Regions from separate parts of the Homo sapiens genome. Here region 2 is linked to region 1. The links are chromatin contacts, found by Hi-C or POLR2A ChIA-PET in ENCODE. All regions are on one chromosome and are shown on one strand. Each heading gives the region's core, a stretch centred on a gene start or an enhancer-like site at or near the end of the contact. The rest is flanking DNA. Distances are from core to core; before and after follow the strand shown. Region 1 holds the start of IRF7 (interferon regulatory factor 7). Region 2 holds the start of IFITM1 (interferon induced transmembrane protein 1).

Region 1 (2,526 bases), core at 27-2,526:
GTCCTGGGCCTGCTGGCAGCCTCTCCCAGAACAGCTTCTAAAACCACAAATCTGACCCAGAGAATGTTCCCCTTTGCCCAAGCAGGACGAATGCCAACGCCCTTGGCAGCCGGCGTCGCTCACCTCGCCAGCACAGCTCCCGGCTGAGCGCGTACACCTTGTGCGGGTCGGCCGGGTCCCCCGAGTTATCCCGCAGCATCACGAAGCGACGCGTGCTGCGCAGTGCGCAGCGGAAGTTGGTTTTCCAGCCGGCGCGCTCCGCAGTCTCAGCCTCGGGGGGCGGGCCACCTCCCCTGCTGCTAGGCGGCCACCTGCCGCGGGCCACAGCCCAGGCCTGAAGAGGGGGACAGAACACGTGTGCCGGGCCCGCGGGGTCCTAGGCGGGCTCTCCCACCCGGGGCGGGGCGGGGCTGGGGTCCCCACCTTGAAGATGCGCGCGTCGGCCTCGCTCAGGTCCTTGCGCGCGAAGTGCTTCCAGGGCACGCGGAAACAGGTGCGGGCCTCGTCCAGCCACTGCAGCCCCTCATAGCAGCCGCTGCTGATCTCTCCAAGGAGCCACTCTCCGAACAGCACGCGTGGGGCTGCCCTGCGGGTGCCCGGCCGCGGAGAGTCAGGGCCGGCTGCAGGGCGCTCGGGGACTGGCATCTGGAGAGGGTGGGCCGGGCTCTTACCTCTCAGGAGCCAAGGCCATTGCTCCTTCTGCAGGGGCAGTTAGGTGGCGGTCAGGTGTTATAACAGGGGAGGTAAGGGCTCCTGTCGCAGCAGACGCCAGGCCGCGGCCACAGGTCGTGTGGCCAGGTGTCACAGGTGTCCACAGGTGTGGACTGAGGGCTTGTAGCCACCGACGCTGCCTCGGTATGGATCTCTTGGCAGAGGGGGCTACAGGTGTGACTGCAGGTGTGGCCGGCGCGCACACATGAAGTCACAGGTGTTGAACCAGTGTCCAGGCCTGGCGGGAAGGCGCAGGCCGGACCCTGCGGAGACGGGAAAGGCGACGTCAGGGGCGGGTCAGGCTCCCGGGAAAGCGAAACCTAAACAGTGGCGCTTCGCACCCTCCTCGATCCCACCCCGTCCGGTTCTCAGCTCCGCGGAACCCCGCCTCCGCCTCCGCCTCCCTCCCCGCCCGACCCTCATCTCTCAGGCTCCCCCAGCTCTTGGCTCTACCCCTCCGGGGTCACGGAGCCCCCACGGAGGCTCTCGCTCCCGGCCTGCACCGCGTGGGTCTGGGGTCCCCAGTACCTGGGTGCCAGAGCCGCCGGGACGGGAAGTTTCGTCTCGCGGGGAAGCGGAGGGCCGGCGCTTTTATGGTGGCCAGGCGGGAGTTTCCGGGAAGGGCGCGCGCCGCCTGTTCTTATTATTGGATGCGACCAGCGGAACCCCGCCCCGGCCAGCGCGGAGTAGGGAGGAGTGGAGGGCGTTGGGAGTGGCTGCAGTGAGCCGAGATGGAGCCACTCCACTACAGCCCAGGGGACAGAGCAAGACTCAGTCTCAAAAAAAAAAGGAAGTGGGTAATGGGAGGTGGACGTGCCTCGAAAAAGGGGCAGCTGCACCGTTTGCGTTTCTTTTTTTGAGATGGAGTTTCGCTTTTGTTACCCAGGCTGGAGTGCGGTGGCACAATCTTGGCCCACCACAACCTCCGCCTCCCGGGTTCAAGTGATTCTCCTACCTAAGCCTCCCGAGTAGCTGGGATTACAGGCATGAACCACCACGCCCGGCTAATTTTGTATTTTTAGTAGAGACGGGGTTTCTCTATGTTGGTCAGGCTGGTGTCGAACTCCCGACCTCAGGTGATCTGCCCACCTCGGCCTCCCAAAGTGCTGGGATTTAGGCGAGAGCCGCCGTGCGCAGCCCCCTTTGGGTTTTTTACATTGTTCAGTCAAGAATATCAGATACTCTCACAATTAAAACATTTGGAAAGGAATTAATGGTGTATTTCCATTAGGGAAAGTGCTGACAAGCCGCAAGGGATCCCTTGATGGTTCTGGGCATGGGCGCCCAGCCTGGGCTCTGGCTTTGGGAGCAGCGAGGGGAATGTGTCTCTCACCCCTAGGCCTCCTGGTCTGGCTCCTGCTCAGGCCACACGGCGCACCCACCCCCAGCGCGCCTCAGTCCAGGTCACTGGGCAGGGTGTTTACTGCTGCGCTCCAACCCAAGCATGTAGATTTCAGAAGGGGACTAGGACCCCCGGCAGGTGTTTGAGACCACCGGCTCCCAAGTGCGTCGCCTTGGGGGTTTGCATCGGCTCCTCAGCCTCCCCAGGCAATCTCTGTGTAGGGTCGGGAGCGGGAGGTCTGAGATGAGCCGGGTGCCTGAGATCTCCGGTGCAGGTCGGGGGAGGGGAGCCCCCCTCGGGCTGTGGTTAGAGCGGGAGAGGAACTTCCCAGACTAGCTGGCACAGAGCCTCGGGAAGGCGGCGGGCACTGCAGGTGGTTTACGGGAAGTGCTGCAGCCTTGGGGTGGGGACAGCGTGGCCAGACCCACCGCCTCATCTGCACACCTGGGCTCAAGCGCTAATGACGACAGGGG
Region 2 (2,500 bases), core at 1-2,500, 300 kb before region 1:
ACCAGTAATTTTAAAGCTAGCTTATTAAAGATTCTACTTAAGTCACATGAACGTGAAAAGCATTTAGGCTTATTATTTAATTTATGAGTACTCTTTAAGTTTAAGCTAAATTTGGTAACTTGTGGCCAAAAACACATAACGAAATATGTGTATGTGCACATATACACACATACACACTCAAGCAAAAGTATGGTTTTACTTCAGAACTCCAGCCATGAGATAGTAATACAAATTCATTGGTTTACACAAACAATAAAAAGAAATGGTTGGATGCAAACAGTGGATTTTATCTCTGTAGAAAAGTAACAGCAGACTTAAAGCAGGCAGAAACGAAAGCAGAAAGAGAACTTAAGAACATTACATTAATAATTGCAGGCCCACCTTTGGGCTCTGATTTTTCCTTTATGTAATTTGCAATTTGTAATTCATGATCCTTGTGCCTGAGGGCTCCCTTCTGCTACTCAGTCTACAATTCCCCGTCCCTGTGAAGGGGCACCCAGGCCTGACAGCCCCAGACTTGGCTTTGCCAACCCTCCAGGTCTCTCCTGCATGGCTAGGACCCAACGCCTAGGTCATCCAGCACTCACCCCAACCAAAGCCATGGGAATTGCTGGGACCCGGAAGGTAGGGGGTGGCACATGTGTGCCCTGTGCTCTGAAGCTGCCCCTACAGGCCCTGGAATCCTCCCCGTGTCTCAACACACTACCCTCTGGGGAGTCAGTTCTCCCCAGAGTCCCCGTTCCTGGGCCTGGAGGGCTGCTTTGGGGCAGGAAACTTTGGCCACCAGGCCTCTGACCTGCACCAGGAGACACTGGGAGGTTTAGTCCCCAAACCCGCACAGAGCAGGACTGCAGCCTGAGGAAAGAGCAAGGATTTCAGGAGAGAGGCCTGCGACAAGTGAGGTGAGGGCTTTTGGGGGATTGTCCTGGCGCCTGGAGTGTGGGGGCCTGGCAGGGGCCCTGAACCGGGACAGTGAGGTCCTGTACTTGCTGGCCTGGGGTGGACAGAACCCAAGCCTGGGTAAAATCCCCAGGGCCCCCTAAACCCAACACTTAGGAAGTCACTAGTCCTGACTTGAGTTTCTGATGAGGAAGCCTCTCTCCTTAGCCTTCAGCCTTTCCTCCCACCCTGCCATAAAGTAATTTGATCCTCAAGAAGTTAAACCACACCTCATTGGTCCCTGGCTAATTCACCAATTTACAAACAGCAGGAAATAGAAACTTAAGAGAAATACACACTTCTGAGAAACTGAAACGACAGGGGAAAGGAGGTCTCACTGAGCACCGTCCCAGCATCCGGACACCACAGCGGCCCTTCGCTCCACGCAGAAAACCACACTTCTCAAACCTTCACTCAACACTTCCTTCCCCAAAGCCAGAAGATGCACAAGGAGGAACATGAGGTGGCTGTGCTGGGGCCACCCCCCAGCACCATCCTTCCAAGGTCCACCGTGATCAACATCCACAGCGAGACCTCCGTGCCCGACCATGTCGTCTGGTCCCTGTTCAACACCCTCTTCTTGAACTGGTGCTGTCTGGGCTTCATAGCATTCGCCTACTCCGTGAAGGTGCGTATGGCCCTGGCGGAAATCCAGGGGGTGCCGGTGAGCCTGGGGCTCCACCTGCCCACATGCTGCCTGGGGTGGGGACTTGTGTGTCCCTGTGACTGTGAGTTTGTGTGCACCTCTGCCCCGTGTGTGCTCACGTCAGTAGCTTTGTCTGTGTGATCTGTGTGTGTGTGTGGCTTTGGGGAATCTGCCCAGTGCAGGTCTAGGAGGAGGCTCCAGGAGGCTGGCTGGCTGGCTCAGAGTCTGTCCCTGGCTATCCATTAGCCCAGAGCAATTCTCCCTATAGCCCAGTAAGAAATTACACCCTCACCTTCCAGACTGGCACCCAGGCTCTCCCAGAAAGTGAGAAGGGAACTCACAGGTGACTTCACCCCATGGTGGGGAGAACAGCCTGTGCTGGGGCCAAGGCAGAAGGAGGATGAGCCCCGAGGCTCCTGGAGAGTCTGAGCCCGGGTGAGGAAGGGGAGGAGGTGGTCCCTGATCTCAGGGCGGGGAGGAGACGGAGCCATAGCACGCGGCTCTCAGCTGGGGGATCCTGGTCCCCTCACCATCTCCTCTCCCCCAGTCTAGGGACAGGAAGATGGTTGGCGACGTGACCGGGGCCCAGGCCTATGCCTCCACCGCCAAGTGCCTGAACATCTGGGCCCTGATTCTGGGCATCCTCATGACCATTGGATTCATCCTGTTACTGGTATTCGGCTCTGTGACAGTCTACCATATTATGTTACAGATAATACAGGAAAAACGGGGTTACTAGTAGCCGCCCATAGCCTGCAACCTTTGCACTCCACTGTGCAATGCTGGCCCTGCACGCTGGGGCTGTTGCCCCTGCCCCCTTGGTCCTGCCCCTAGATACAGCAGTTTATACCCACACACCTGTCTACAGTGTCATTCAATAAAGTGCACGTGCTTGTGATGATGCTGTGACTTCAT

Evidence for each region. A loop is a pair of places that touch in the nucleus more often than their neighbours do. ChIA-PET counts read pairs that join two places held with the same protein, here RNA polymerase II (POLR2A). Pooled maps may share reads with other maps.
Region 2: a map with no recorded cell type shows a loop between it and region 1 (7-fold over the local background). The contact joins the promoter of IFITM1 here to the promoter of IRF7 in region 1. A Hi-C loop is called at or near these places in 1 of 37 single-sample maps with no recorded cell type and 2 of 50 pooled maps. POLR2A ChIA-PET finds 5 or more read pairs at or near these places in 1 of 52 experiments (activated CD4-positive, alpha-beta T cell).

What each region holds. Positions count from the first base shown.
Region 1 is chr11:614,674-617,199 of GRCh38, forward strand. It overlaps IRF7 (interferon regulatory factor 7), which reads right to left and starts at 1,277. Exons shown (of 11, transcript NM_001572.5): 1 at 1,240-1,277; 2 at 672-974; 3 at 424-586; 4 at 124-334. The coding sequence starts at 691. CDHR5 (cadherin related family member 5) reads right to left here. Exons shown (of 15, transcript NM_021924.5): 15 at 1,910-2,526. RefSeq lists an enhancer at 139-733.
Region 2 is chr11:312,790-315,289 of GRCh38, forward strand. IFITM1 (interferon induced transmembrane protein 1) reads left to right here and starts at 1,251. Exons shown (of 2, transcript NM_003641.5): 1 at 1,251-1,567; 2 at 2,133-2,483. The coding sequence starts at 1,382. The coding sequence ends at 2,324. RefSeq lists enhancers at 636-1,191, 1,192-1,747, 1,215-1,554, 2,085-2,244.